Regions from separate parts of the Homo sapiens genome. Here region 2 is linked to region 1. The links are chromatin loops, found by intact Hi-C in ENCODE. Cell type or tissue: heart right ventricle. All regions are shown on one strand.

Region 1 (8,000 bases):
ACAGGTAATCCTTGCACTGGGCCAGAACTGTGTATGCAATACTAATCTGTTATTAGTGAGGGAAAGAGGTGGGAGCCTAACCCACCCAGGTGAAAAGCATGGTTTTTACCAGCTCACTGTGCCCTCTTACTCTACTGAAGTCCTATGGTCCTAAGCATGTACCCTCTTGGGGCTATTCTTGAAAAAATAACAGTAACCAAATTTGCTGTGTGCCAGATATCATTTGAAGTGCTTAACATTTGCTAGCTCCTCACCACAAAGGTAAATGAAGTAGGTTGTCTCCATTTTTGTACGTGTGGAAAACATACTTGAGTTTAAATACAAGTGTTGGGCACTTGACCAACATCAAGAGCTAGTCAGTAGAGCAGCTGGGCTCCAATTCAGTTCTCTCCTACTCCTTAACCTACCTTCCTTAAACCCCGTGCTAACTACCTTCTTGGTCAGATGGTTTAATTGCTCCGTGGGGGAAAATGAGGGTTGGTAGAATCATCTAGGGAGATATCCCTTTGGAACTTACTCCCCCAGGGCTCCATAATTGTGCTTGTATGAAACAGAACTCCCAGTGCCTACCATCTGAGCTCATGATCAAAGGAGATTGCAGAAACTCACAAATGTCAAGTGCCCATTTATCCCAGATTGTACTGTGGTGCTTTAATCTACTCAGTCTGTTTACCCTCACAAGAAGCCTGTGGACAATGGATTATTTTCTTCATGTTGTAGATGAGAAATCTGTCTTGTAAAGTTTCAGAAGTTGCTTGATTTCCCACAGCCAGTCTCTACCAAGGCAGCATTTACAAGTAGGATATTTACCTCCAAAACCCATCTTATTTTAACTTTCTCCCTCTGTAGATTGCACAGTACCCTGTAGCATATGGCTTAATGATCACAGTGAAAAAGGAAAATTAAAAAAAAATAGAAAGGATAAGGAAAAGAAGATATAAAAGGAGAAAGAGGAGGAGGAGGGAAAGGATAATTAAAAAAAAGTAGTCAGAATGTACTTACATGCAAGCTACTTACATGCTTTAAAGGAGCCACAGTATTAAGTAATATTCACTAAGGTAGGACATTGACATAAATATTCAGGGGACATTTTCCGACCTGGATTTTGAATAAAAGAAAGACCAGAACGTAAGAGGGAGTAGGGTTTTAGTGCTCTGAGATGCCAGATTGGACACAGGAGGAAAATCTGCAAGACTAGCCTAGTGTAGCAATGGTGTTGGTTTTTACATAGCAATTTGCTGAAACATCTTCCACAGGATTACATGGCTCTCTTAACTTGAAAGTCCCTTTTATTTGTTTATTAAATTAACTGATAGACAAAAGGTTCAGTCTTTCACTATCAGCCTACGGAATTTATTAGTCAAATAACGATTGCCCTCACCTCAAGTTATGTTTTCATTGTATTTGTTCCATGTCTTCTGAGCTCTGGCTTCCTTGGAATGAGGCTTGCATTCTCGGCAAGATCCGTTAAATCTCTCTACTTTGCTGATAGCAAGCAGCCCAGAAACAAAACAAAAGCATTGAATCTATATTTCCCTGCCCCCTTTCTTTCTTCCTTTTCCTCTCTTCTCTAACCCCTCCCCTAGAGAACACCAGAGAAATAAAAAGTCGTAATTAAGAAAAGGACTAAGAATAAATTCCATGCATTTAACCCAAGTTCCATCTCTGAACCCAGGAGGATTGGTGCATAGCTGTGGTTGTGCTAGAGGAAGCGTGCTGGGAACTCATGCTGTGCTTTCAACACAAATACAGCTCATAAGGAATAGTTTATCACTTAAACCATCTCTTTAATTCTGCAGAGTAGAGGGAAGACCTCAAAAAAGGCTCAGATACAACCACCACGGCCACCAGGGTCTTTCACTTCTGGAATCCCTCTGGCATAAATAGCTCAGAGCAATTCACAAACATTTATTGACGAAACCCCATGACCCCTCCCCCAAGTGAATACTTTAATATCCCATTCTGCAGAGGGCAAAATGGTAACATGGAGAAGTTCAAGGCGCTTGGCTGCCTGCCATGCAGAGAAAACGAAGTCGTGGCTGGATTCTGAAAGAAAAGCATCGCCAGGTGCACAGTGGATTATTCAAGAAATGTGGTGAAAAGAGCACAGGGCTGTAAGTCAGACCTGGGCTCTCATCCCTGTGCTGTCGCTCACTTGCTGGGGAACAGTGGCCAAGTTACCTCCCTGCTCTGGCCTCAGTCTTCCCACATGTGTAATGGAAGGTTGAACTAGAAGACCTTAAAGCCCCTTCTACCTGTAAAAATGATGGAGTTATAAGTCCACCAAGCCAGAGGACTAGACAGGCTTTCATATCATGGCAAATCCTAAACCTTGCAACCCTCTTTTTGTTGGAGGGACTCCTCTATGCCTCTCCAAATTCAGCCTCTTAAAGCCTGGTTCTACTTCTCCTCTTCCAGGTGGTGTTCCCTGATTTGTTGCTGCCTATAAGAATTCTGTGGCCTTCAGAACACCTGATTGCTTACTTTTTCACATGGGAGGAGCTCAAACAGTATTACTAAATTAGAAGATTCTGTGTGGTTTAATCCTTAATTCAAATACCCTCATCTAACCAGTGGGACCTGGAGGGCAGAATTAGAAAAGTGTTTGTTAAACCTTAAATATCTTAATAGATCTTCAACCTTCAATATCTATTAATAGGTGCTTTTTTCCTAAATCCATCTGGATTTTAAAATCCTGATGATACATGCCCAGAGAGGTGGTTCTTAATGTGGAGGTCCAATTTAATGCACTGTAATTTAATTTAGCAATTAATTATTGATCATGTACTCTTTGCCAAAAACTAGAGTAGACTCTGGAGTTACAAAGATTTCTAAGATTCAGTTCTTTTCCCAAAGGCTATTCAGCTCCCTGAGAGAAGCAGGTAAGGAGAAAGGCAGCTGTAATACATTGAGATTATTTCAATAGCAGAAGCATCTACAAGACAAACAGGAGGTATGAGGCAAATAAAGAATAAAAAGGCCAATTACAGCTCAGATTTCGTTGAATTTGCTTTGCCTTAGACCCTAAAATAGTAAAGTTGTGACATGAAGATTTCAACTTTGATAAGATTTCATAAGACAAAGTTGGAAGATCCCAAGATTATTGTGTATGTATGTTGGGGGTCAGAGGGAAGAGGGGATGCTGCATGAGTGAAAAACTTAAACTAGATGTTCTTTTAAAGGAAATGCAGTTGGCATGAACACAGTTTCTAAACTAATGTATACCAAGGTATAGATTCACTGCAATTAAAAGTAGGTCATTTGAGACAATCCCATGGCGTCACATATAGGAATATTTCTTGTCCTTCCTGGCTTGATTTCCTTAAATGGAAAAGGGGTGGTTAGATGAGATAATCACAATAATCCCTTCCAGCTTTGGTGTTCTGTAGCTACATGGAACACAGACAGTGTCTTCTCTGTTGCCTCCCACAACATTTATTGCTGGGTTGGGCACTAGAATGGAAGACAGGAGGGAGGAAACAAGAAAAGTGGGGAGAGAGGGTTGTTTTCTCCCTCCAGGGACTCTGAATTTTGAAGTAAGGTGAAATTCAGAGGTATTCAGAAAAGAAGTAGCAGGATATGAGTTGTCATTATAAGTGTATTCCTTAGATGTAATAAAGGTTTTTATCTTGTGTAGTGACATTAGCCAGATACTTGTAATCAGAAAGCTTGGGTTCAAGTTCTGGCACTGTAATTAAATAGTTTGTAGATCCTTAGGAATCTACTTACTCCCTTGAGCCTTAATTTCTCCTCTGTAAAATGGAGTAAATAACACTGACTGTTAATTTAGATATATTAAATATTTGAGAGAGACATGCTTTGTAAACCACAAAAGGCTATATAGAGGTTGGTTATTATTGTTGTTATAAAGGGGTGTGATACTTTTCCAAAATGATGATTTTATAGACATTTGTGACAGGCAATAAGAGAAAGAAGTGGAAATCAGAGAGTAATCAGATCTACTAGAATACCCTGTTCTATCCTCACATGAGCTGTGAGCCGAGTCTGTATTCTGCGTCTCCTTTCACAGAGCAGTAAGCAGAAGCTATGGAGAGCTGGTGGGCTCTCACAAGCCCATTGAGCTATACACTCAGAGAAAAAGCCGCTAATAATTTCCATCTCACCCTGGAGCAGATACACACACAGTGTTGAGATTGCTCATGGCCATAGAAGAGCCTCAGCTGGTAAATTTATAGAAGGCTGGTCTGCATTTTTAAGCAAGATAACTAAGCCTCCAGAGTTCACCCTGAATTTAAAAAAAAAAATCTTTACAAGTATATGATTCTTACAAGCTGAGATTTATGTAGAGATTTTGGTTTGTTGATGTATAAAGTAAATTTTTAATTCACCGGGTAGATGCCAAAGCAAACCAAAGTTAGTATATCAGCACCATCTAGTGGGTGATTTCAGTCAATGCACACACTAGAGGAGAAAACGGTAGGCAAAGAAAGTGTGTACCCCCCAAAGCTTTGGGAAGGCTGCGGAGGAAATAGCACTTATCAGAGAGAACCTTAGGCTGGTCATGGGGGCCCACACCTGTAATTTCAGGGCTATGGAAGGCTAGTGCAGGAGGATAGCTCGAGGCCATGAATTTGATACCAGCCTGGGCAACATGGCAAGACTCCAGTCTCTACAAAAAATAAAAAATTAGCCATGTATGGTGGCATGTACCTGCATTGTAGCAGCTATTCTAGAGGCTAAGGCAAGAGGACCATTAGAGCCCAGGAATTCAAGGCTGTAGTGAGCTGTGATTGCGATACTTCACATTAGCTAAGGTGACAGAGTGAGACCCTATCTCAAAAACAAACAAACAAACAAAGGAAAGCAAAGGAAACCTTAGCCAGGAGCTCTAGTAGTCAGCATGGGTCAACAGGTCTTCTACTTCAGTTAAGGCATGATGAAACAATTAGACCACAGAAACAGTCCAGACACTGTCTAGTTTTAAATCTCTCAGTTTCTTGGCCTGTGAAATGGGGATAATAATTCCTGCTTTAGAGGGTTGATGATGAGATTATATTATAGTATTAATCAGGATGAATTTAGAAAAGTACCTTATGTGGAAAATAATAATCCTTGGTAGCTACTGACTTGATGCCTATCATCTGTCTCCTTTGGATATCAAGCAGCCATTAATACTTTAGGTTTCCAAATAAGAAACTGAGGTTGAATATGGGTCAGTGACAAGTCCAAGGTCACACAGCCAGTAGATGGCAGAGCTGGAATTAGACCACCAGTGTGATATGCCCCAAAGCACTAGTTGACTCCACTGTACCAGGTATTAGATGCACAAAGTTTGCTCTTTTTCTTCACCCTTCATTTTGTTTCTTAAGATGAACATTTGAATGCTACAATGTACCTAGCTTTGTGCATGCACACAAATAAGTATCATCAGATTCTTTGTACAGATGTAGAAGCTGAAACTCAGAAACACTAAATAATCTAACAAAAATTAACAATTACTGAGAGATCTGAGATTTGGGCTCTGACTTTCTGATTATTGCTATAGACTATTGCTTTAATCCATCCTCTACTGACTCATTTGCTCATCATTCATCTCTAATTATGAAGTATGTTTCTGTTTCTGTTTACATCCCAAGAGTTGCTGGTTTATTTAAATGGACATCTGCATTTATTAAGGTCCCTGGCTCATCTAATTGCGATCTGTTTTTCTGCCCATAGAGGAATGGAGGGTTATCTTTGGTGTATAAGATTGTTTCTCAGACTCCCATCAGCTCAAGAAGAGCGATGTGTCCCATGAGGGCAGAGGACAAGCTGGCTGAATGGAGAGAATGTCATCTCTGAGCCTAAGGAGGGGTTACCGCTCCAGTTAGTCTTAAAAGAGGTGACGGAAGAGCCTTATAAAAAGAATTACTGGGAGAGTTTCACAAAAATAAATAAAGGCCACTCATGTTTCCCAAGGCTATACTTTGTGTCTATAAAGACCCAGGGACACAGAGCCCAAATGTGGTTTGTTTGTTTGTTTATTATTTATTTATTAGATACAGGTTCTTGCTCTGTTGCCCAGACTAGAGTGCAGTGGCACAATCATAGCTCACTGCAACCTTTAACTTCTGGGTTCAAGCGATCCTCCCACTTCATCCTCCTTAGTAGCTAGGGCCACAGTTGTGCACCTCCATGCCTATTTTACTTTTTTGTAGAGATAACGTCTCCCTATTTTGCCCAGGCTGGTCTCAAACTCCTGATCTAAAGCAATCCTCCCACCTAGGCCTTCCTAAGTGCTAGGATTACAGATATAAACCACTGCACGCAGCCCCAAGTGTGGTTTGATCAAAGTCAGTGAAAGAGCTTGGCAGTAGCCAGGCTCCGTGACTACTAACTTCCTGTTAGAACTAGGTATTCTGTCCAAACCCTTGGAGTATGACACACAGGGATCAAATTACCCATGGCGTGAAGAAATTGCTCTGCCTGGCAGTTGCTTCCCTCTAGTGGTCACTTTGCCTACAAGCAAGAAGATGCTTGGATTTGAATCTTAGAATTGAAAATCCAACAGATAAAAATAGGATGCTGTTTTACCAAGAAAGTTGGGTGTGGACCTCCATACACTCTCAGAGGAGTATGATGGCAACAACAGCAACGACATAAAATACAGAGGTGTGCTTGTATTCTGGTCTTTGCAAAAGTGTGTTTTGTGAAATATGTTAGAGGAAAAAAATTAATTAAAATATTCTGGCCGGGTGCGGTGGCTCATGCCTGTAATCCCAGCTCTTTGGGAGGCCGAGGTGGGCGGATCACGAGGTCAGGAGATCGAGACCTTCCTGGCTAATACGGTGAAACCCCGTCTCTACTAAAAATACAAAAAATTAGCCGGGCGAGGTGGCTGCTGCCTGTAGTCCCAGCTACTCAGGAGGCTGAGGCAGGAGAATGGCGTGAACCCGGGAGGCGGAGCTTGCAGTGAGCGGAGATCGCGCCACTGCACTCCAGCCTGGGCGACAGGAGCGAGACTCCGTCTCAAAAAAAAAAAAAAAAAAAAAAAAAAAACTCTAATCTGGGATAGATGAACACACACATAATTTCTTTTTAAAAAATTGAGAAATGTCGATATGTGTTGTTCCTTTTTTCTGCCTCATTTCATGAATTCCCATTTTAAAAATGGGACAGTTGAGGTCCACAGGACAGTCACACAGTGGTTAAAAATGGGACAGTTGAGGTCCATAGGACAGTCACACAGTGTTCCAATGCTGTGCTTATGCAATGACAATGTCTTTTGGAAATATGTATCAAGACAGAACCTCTATTGGCCTGTGTGCCTGCCTGAACTATGCTGAACAGAGACCCATGCTAACTGATAACATACTGTAGTGTGAACAGAAAATAAATGTATGTGAAGAAAAAAAGAACTTAAACAAGAAGTCCTCGAGATCTTTTTGTTATTTGCTTCTGCAGCATAACCTCAGTTACCCTGAATTCTATAACACATCTTTCATTAGCTAGCTTCTGTTTTGCTCCCCTCTGGTTCAAAGGGTACAGGGGACAAGGAGATGGGTCATTTATTATTCCTGATTGACTTCTCACTCTCTAGGCCCTGCCGAAGATTAAAGCTGACTTCCTTTCTCTTGGGGTGTTTCCCTGAACTCCTCAGAGGTTTCATGTTGGACACTCCTCCCCTGCAGCTTCTTTGACCCCAGGCTTTTCTAGCTATTCTAGGAGGTCTCTGGGGATCTGTCCTCATTATCTGGGCCTTCACACACAAGTATACCCCCAGTCTCCTTTTGTAAGTTTTCCTTCTCCCTCCAGGCAGACCTACTGGACAAAACCAACCAAGACTCCAGTGAGCTCTGTATCATTGGCCCACACATGTTCCCTGGGAAACAATCACTGGCTCCTTGCCCTGATGAACTTTCTAACTGCAGGTCAGTAGCAATGCAACAGTCTCTCCTGGCTCTAATTCAAAGCAGTTAGTCAGCTCTTCTTTTCTCTTTCATATTTACTGAAGCCAGACTTCAGTCTACAGTCAGCTTTAGATTTCTTAACATGACCTA
Region 2 (8,000 bases), 520 kb before region 1:
ATCTGAACAAACTAGGCATAGAAGAAACGTATCTCAAAATAATATAAAACAAATAACACAAACCCATAGCCAATATCATACTGCACAGGGAAAAGTTGAAAGCATTCTCCATAAGAAGTGGAAAAAGACAAGGATGCCCACTTTCACCACTTCTATTCAACATAGTACTGGAAGTCCTAGCCAGAGCAATCAGGCAGAAGAAAGAAATAAAGGGCATCCAACCTGGAAAAAAAGAGGAAGTCAAACTATCCCTGTTTGCTGTCGATATCATATTGTGCCTAGAAAACCCTAAAGTCTCTTCCAAAATACCCAAAGAATTGATAAATTAATTCAGTAAAGTCTCGGGTTACAAAACCGGTGTACACAAATCAGTAGCCCTGCTATACACCAACAACAACCAAGCTGAGAATCAAATCAAGAACTTAATCTCATGTACAATAGCCCTTTCTTTTTCTATTTTTTAACCTTCTGAATGACAGGCAGTACTCCCTCCCCCAATGCTCATGTGTGCTCATGTCATATACCAGACTCTCCCCCAGTCATTTTCTCTCAACAGCAAACACAAGGGTAATTTATCTTCCCCTGTCTAAAGTCCTCCAGGGAGTTCCACCTCCCATTCTCCTCACCCCCTGCTACATCCTAACCTCTCACCACCCAACCATTGTTCTCCCTCAGCCCTTGCCCCAACCCCTCAGTTGTCAGAATATGCAGAAATTAATTGATTCAGAGGGGCTATAGTAGATTAAAACATTCCAGTTATACTGCCTTAGTTTTCGAGAAAAACAGGGAGTCTTTAAAAAAATAAAGAGGGGGAACTAGCATCGAGTGAAGTGGGGTTGGGGAAGAAAAATTAGAGGAAAAGGGGATGATCTGAAAAATTGGATATAGGGTTAATGTATTAGAAATTTGGCCTGCATTCTTCTTGGGACAGTGTTGCTGCATGAAATAAATACCGTCTTGAACTTTCGAAATGATTGCCATATGTTTTGGGGTTGGAAAGTTGCCTATCCCTTCTCTACACTTCTAGCTTCCCTCCTACCCCTACTCTTGTTGATTCACTTAAGGCTTGATTAAGCTTGGTGAAATCCATATCTTTGCCATCACTTTGCTATAGGCTATAGATAAACTGGAGACGGGAGCCTTGTTGCTGGCCACTGGAGAAGGGGGATTTTCTTCTTGTTGTGTGCCAAAAGGCAGAGATTCAAACACTTGCAGCAGTTCTTGCCTGATTGAGGGAGAACACTGGGAAACCACAACAAAGTCCCAAGGCTGCCTCGAAAGAGTCAGGAGAAAAAAAATCTCTGGATTGACGACTGGAAGTTGCAGGGAGGCATATTTTAGCAAAATAGGGGTAAAAACAGAAATATTCATAGGAATTAGAAATATCCTAAAATAAAGGAGACTTCCCCAGAAGGTAGAAGCTTTCTTTAACTGGGTATGTTTAAGCACTCATGTCAAGATACTGTTGAAAGACATTATGAATTGGATGAAGGCTTTACATAAATCTATGGTTTACAAGATTTTATGGCTATGAAAAATTTTCTCTTTGTTTATGTTTGATCAAACTATACAGGAACCTCCTGTGTACATATAAGGATAAAAGCAGTGATATATATTTTTGGGGAAATTATTTAATATTTTTATTATCTTGATTAATATAAAATAAGAGATCTGAAGTCACAGTATCATGACACGGTATTGATAAAGTCCTGAGTGACATAGATTTGTGACTGGATATAACAAAATAAAAAAAAAAACTTGCCTGAGAGACTTTGGATACTTTCAAATTAACAGAGATAACTGGAGAAATGGTGAAAAGAGTTTTGCACCAAAAGCCATGAACTTGGCAATCCAAGTTAGCCCACTTGAAATGTCTTGATATTTTATGTACAACTAATTTATTTCTTATACTGCACAATTTAAACATGTGCAGAGTCTCTGAAACATTAGGGGCCCATGGCACATCATTTTCAAACAACTGCTCTAGAGATCCATTAGCTCCCATTTACTTCTGATGTTGTACAGTTTTAAGAATCTTGAGTACAGTGAAGATTGAGGGATTTCTTATCCATGCGATAGGCTGCATGAATCCTGTATTTATTTAGGAATGTGGGTTATGCTCATGGAGTTAATTAGTAAATTATTGACTCTACACTGCATGTGGAAGGAGATAACCTTTCAGCAAACTGAGGCTGAAAAGCAACTCAGTCTAACATAACTGATCAAGGTACATGTTAACAATTGCTATAAGGGATACAGAATAATCTAAAATATGTGTCTTAGTTCAAGATTCCCAGAAGCAGATCTTGAGGTAAGAGTTCTAGTGTAGGTAGTTTTTTTGGGAGGTAGTGCAAGAAAACAGCAGTGATGAAGTGGGGAAGTACGACAAGGAAAGAAAGGAAACCAATAAAACAAGTTATTAAGTAAATCACCACTATAGGCATCTAGAGCTCTCATCCTACTGTGGAAGTCTGGGAGCCAGTGTTAAATATGCACTTAAAGTGATCCTACAGGACCCACCATACCCACATTGGGAGGACTACTTAAAAATAAGAGTAAAAAACAGAAAATGACAAGTGTTGGCAAGAAGGTGGCAAAATCAGAACCCTCGTGCACTGTTAGTGGTAACGTAAATGTGGTGCAGCCTCCATATAAAGCAGTATGGCGGTTGCTCAGACAATGAAAAACAGAATCACCATATGATCCAGTAATTCTGCTTCTAGGCATATACCCCAAAATAATTGAAAGAAGGAACTCAAAAAATAATTGTACACTTAATGTTCAGGGTGGCATTATTTACCATAGTCAAAAGGTGGAAGCAACTCACATGTTCAGTAGCAGATGATTGTATAAACAAAATGGTATATACATAAGATGGAATATTATTCAGCTTTAAAAACAGGAAATTCTGACACATGCTACCATATGGATGAACCTTGAGGACATTAGGCTGAGTGAAATAAGCCAGTTACAGGAAGACAAACACTGCATGGTTTCACTTACAGGAGGTACCTAGAGTAGTCAAAATTACAGACAGAAATTAGAATGGTAAGTGCCAAGGGCTGGCAGGAGTGGGAAATGGGCAGTTAGTGATTAATGTACATAGAGTTTAGTTTCAGTTTTGCAAAATTTTCATTTTTTTCAGTTTTGGAGTGTGGTTGTGCAACAATGAATATACTAAACACTACTGAACTGTACACTTAAAAATGGTTAAGAGCGTAAATTTTATATTATGTGTATTTTACCACATTAAAAAAAAATCACCTATGGGAGGAGCAAGGAAGCTGGGTTATTTACACACCAACATCTGTCAGTCATTGGTTGAGGGATGCACCCAAAATGTTGATTCTCCCACTTTACTTCCGGTCTGTCTCAGACACAAGTCAAGTGGGCTTTTTGGCCTGAGGAAGCCCACACACAAAGAATTGAGAGAAGGGAAGTCCTGGGAGTTGGAAAATCAGGCTAGCGTGTATGGAAATGGTAAAAATAAAATAAGAAGCACCACATCAGAGAGAAAAAAACTGGTGTGAAAATCATAGTGGAAAGACCTTGGGCTTTGTGTTCAGACCCAGTTACATAGTCTAAAATCTAAAATCATTAAAACTAACTATGCAACCTTGGGACATTTTTCTTTTCACTTCTCTCCACCTTGAAGCCTGCATCTGTAAAATTGGGATGATAGTACCTACAGTAGGCAATTGTCATTTTGGTTTGCCATGCATATGGACTTGTTCCCCATTTGGGAGGCTTCATTGTGTGTCTGGAAGGAAAGCAGAAAAGTCAATATGAGATTTGCATCTTTTCATGTGTCCTGGAATGAATGGTGTAACTCTGAAATGGCTCATTGGATGCCCCTGCGTTGGACTTTCTAGGTCAAGTGAATGGGTCAGATAACGATGGAATGAGGGAGAGGGGATTCTCAGCTGGAGCGGAGGTGTCTCAGTGTCAGCACTCATAGCGGGGAGGCCTACAGATGCCTCTTTTTCCTCTGCCCAACAACAACCTGTTGTTTAAGAGAGGCAGAGGTGAATTCTGTTGTTGCTGATACAAGTCCCACCTCCTAGGGGTGTTTGGAGATTAAGTGAAATTAGATGTGTAGGGCATTTTGCACAGCTTCTGGCAGGGAATTGTATGGATCCTTTCCTTCCTTGACAACACAGAAAGTTTGTAACAGGACTGCATACTCTCTTATGAATGCAGGCTTCTGGCTTTTCCCCTTTCTTGTCTATCCATCATGCTCACTCCCCCATGTAAACTTCATGCATTCTTCCAGGAAAAACAAAAAGGTAAGCATTCATAGAAATCTGTTCCATGACTTAATTCTATCCAGAAGAAGGCACAGAATGACGGATGTTTAAAGTTTGGTTGCAGTTCACTGACATCATCTATTATAGTGTTTTTTGGCTTTTTTTTTCTATTTCTTATTGTTGACATTTTCCTCCTGCTGAAATTATAGATAGAGCCCCAATACATGAATTAAAAGTTTAGTTGTTTCTTTGTTTCCAATTTGCAATATATTCTTTTCCTTTGCCAAGAATGGCCTCCTGCTTTGAATTGCAATAATTTATGTTCTTATCCCACTTTCTTGGTTTTCTTTATCTGAGTAACCATCTTCCCATTCTCACCATTACACATACTGTAAAATTAGGCACATAATGAACACTCAATGAACATTTATCAAAGGAAATAATCCACTACTGGTAGGGGGCAGTGTTTTCACCTTTAGCTTAATTACCTAGTGATTTTATGTTGTTGAAAATGTCTACAACAGCAAAGGGAGAAAAGAACTGTTGAGATTATAAGGACACAGTAGCTCTTGGTCTCATAGGAGCAGATAAATAAGAAAAAATATCAGTAAGACTTGAACGATAATGAATAGGATATTCAAGTTAGTTTTGTTCTTTCATTTTAGGAATTGCAAAAATGGCATAGAAAGTTCCAAGGTACCATTTACCTAGGTTCTCTTGATAATAACATTTGATACCTAATGATAGTACATAATGATAGTACATTTAACAATTAGAAAATTGATATTGGCAAAACACTCCTAAACTACTGACTTTATTCATACATATTTCACCAGTTTTTTCTATGCACTTTTTTTGGTGTATGGCTCTATAACATTTTAACACATGTATACATTTGTACAGCCACTACTACAATCAGGATATAGAAATGTTCCAACACCCTCAAAAAACTCCCTCATGCTAACTTTTAGTAGCCACACCCTCCCCAAGACTGACTCTGACAACCATTGTCCTGATTGAGGGATGTTCTATCACTAGAATTTTTTCACTGCAAGAATTTTACATAAGTGGAAGCATACAATATGTAATCTTTTGAGATTATAAAGACACAGCCTAATGTCTTTAATATTTGTCTAAGCTTTTGGTTGTATCAATAGTTTGTTCCTTTTTAATGCTAAGTGGTATTATGTTGTATGGATATACTAGTTTGTTTATCCATGTAGTTGAAGGATATCTGAGTTATTTTCAATTTTTTGAACTTGCAAATAAAAGTATATGTTTGTCAGTTCAGGTTGCTATAACAAAGTACCAAAGACTACGTGGCTTAAAAAACAACAACAAAAAACATTTTTCACAGTTTTGGACACTGAAGGTTCAAGAAAGTGTGCCATAATGACTGGGTTCTGGTGAGGGTCCTCTTCCTAGTTGCAGATTTCCAACTTCTCTGTTTACCCTCACAGGGGAGAAAGAGAGAGCTTTGGTGTCATAATTCCCTCATAAGGGCACTAATCCTATTTACAAGGATTCTACCTTCATGACTTAATTACCTCTCAAAGTCCCCACCATCTAATACCATCACATTAGTGGTTAGGACTTCAGTAAATGAATTTTGGGGGTGATAAGCATTCAATCTATAACAGGGTGCTATAAACATTCACGTACAAGTTGTTGTGTTATATCATCCTGGCATTTCTCTAGGACAAATGCCCAAAAGTGCTATTGCTGGGTCATGTTGTAAGTATATTTTCAAGTTCATAAGAAAGTGCTAAGCTGTTTTCCAGTATGACTTAATATTTTACATTCTTTCCAGCAATATATGAGACAACCATTTGCTTTGCATCAACACTTGCTATTGCTAGAAATTTTTCTGCCCATATCTTTGCCTTCTTTTAAATATTTTTTTCAGCTTTTAACTTAGATTTGGGGGTACACGTGCAGGTTTGTTACCTGGGTATATTGTGTGATGTTGAGGTCTGGGGCACAAATGATCCCATTACCCAAGTATTGAGCATAGTAACTAAAAGTTTGCTTTTCAACCCTTGCTCCCTTTTCTCTTTCCATCCTCTAGTGGTCCCCAGTGCATGTTGCCATCTTTACATCCATGAGTATCCAACGTACAGTTCCCACTTATAAGTGAGAATATGTGGTATTTTGTTTTTCCATTCTTACATTAATTCGCTTACAATAATGGCCGCCAGCTATATCCATGTTGCTGCAAAGGACATGGTTTTGCTTCTTTTTATAGTTGCATAGTATTCCATGGTTTACGTGTACCACATTTTCTTTATCCAGTCCCCCATTGGTGGACAGCTAGGATGATTCAATGTGTTTGCTATTGTTAATAGTGCTTATTGCCAGAAAATTTTTGTTTTAGCCATTTTATTAAGTGTGTACTGGTATCTTATTGTGGCTTTAATTTGCATTTTACTAATGGTAAATGAAGTTGAACATGCTTTATGTATATATCTTCTCTCTATATACCTTGTATGATAAAGTGTCATTTTTTTGTTTGTTTGTTTGCGATGGAGTCTTGCTCTGTCACCCAGGCTGGAGTGCAGTGGCGCAATCTTGACTCACTGCAACCTCCACCTCCCAGGTTCACGCCATTCTCCTGCCTCAGCCTCCTGAGTAGCTGGGACTACAGGCGCCCGCCACCAGGCCTGGCTAATTTTTTGTATTTTTAGTAGAGATGGGGTTTCACTGTGTTAGCCAGGATGGTCTCGATCTCCTGACCTTGTGATCCACCCGCTTCAGCCTCCCAAAGTGCTGGGATTACAGGTGTGAGCTGCCACGCCCGGCCAAGTGCCATTTTTTTTATAACAGGGGTGATTGTTTACTTACTGTTGAGCTCAGAGCAGTCTTTACATGTTCTGGTTACAAATCTTTTGCCAGACAAGTGATTTGCTTATTTTCTCCTAGTCTATCATTGTGTTTTCATTCTCTTAACAATGACTTTAACAGAGCAAAACTTATTAATTTAACTTTTTTTATTTTATGGATTATGATTTTGGTGTCATATCTAAGAATTCTTCACTTTGCCCTAGGTCACGAGCAATGTCACCTATGTGTTCTTATAAATGTTCTTATAGTTGCAAGATTTATATTTAACTCTATAATCCATTCTGAGTAAATTTTTGTATCAGGTGTAATATTTAGTTCAAAGTGCATTGTTTTTGGTCTATGGACGTCCAATTGTTCCAAAACAATTTGTTGAAAAGGCTGTCTTTTCTTTACTGAAACACTGTGAACTTTTATCCAAAATAAGTTGGGCATATTGTGTGTGTCTTTCTGGGTTCTCTGTTCTGTTCTCCCAATATATGTGTCTATCCCTTCATCAGTGCTACACTGTATAGATTACTGTAATGATATAATAAGTTTTAAAATAAGGTAGTATAATTTATTCAATTATATTCTTTTTCCAAATTATTTTAGCTATTCTAATACCTTGGCTTTCCATAAAAGTTTTAGAATCAATTTGTCTATATCTACAAAAATTCCTGCTGGGATTCAATAAGAAATTTATTAAACCAATAGGTCAAAATGGGGAAAACTGAGTTTATTAGTCTGTTTTCACATGCTCATAAAGACATATCCAAAACTGGGCAATTTACAAAAGAAAGAGGTTTGTTGGACTTACAGTTCCAGGTGGCTGGAGAGGCCTCACAATCATGAAAGAAAGTGAAAGATACATCTCACATGGTGGCAGACAAGAGAAGAGAGCTTGTGCAGGGAAACTCCCGTTTTTTAAAACCA

The links. Peaks named below come from ENCODE experiments on the same cell type or tissue, not always from the same donor. Only the 100,000 strongest peaks of a DNase experiment are listed, where the experiment ranks them.
Region 2: it touches region 1 in a loop (3-fold over the local background); 4 of 110 quality-filtered maps call a loop at or near these places.

What each region holds. Positions count from the first base shown.
Region 1 is chr9:115,590,127-115,598,126 of GRCh38, reverse strand. It overlaps LOC105376235 (a long non-coding RNA gene), which reads right to left and starts at 1,444. Exons shown (of 7, transcript XR_930270.3): 1 at 1,382-1,444; 2 at 1,018-1,098. In heart right ventricle, CTCF peaks have their summits at 4,399 (motif pointing left) and 6,451 (motif pointing left); a DNase peak (open chromatin) is centred at 6,346; H3K27ac peaks cover 510 bases; H3K27me3 peaks cover 1,532 bases.
Region 2 is chr9:116,109,154-116,117,153 of GRCh38, reverse strand. No RefSeq gene overlaps it. Among named protein-coding and RNA genes, the nearest start is that of PAPPA, 41 kb to the left of the region's middle. In heart right ventricle, a CTCF peak has its summit at 4,713; no DNase peak of the experiment used is centred here.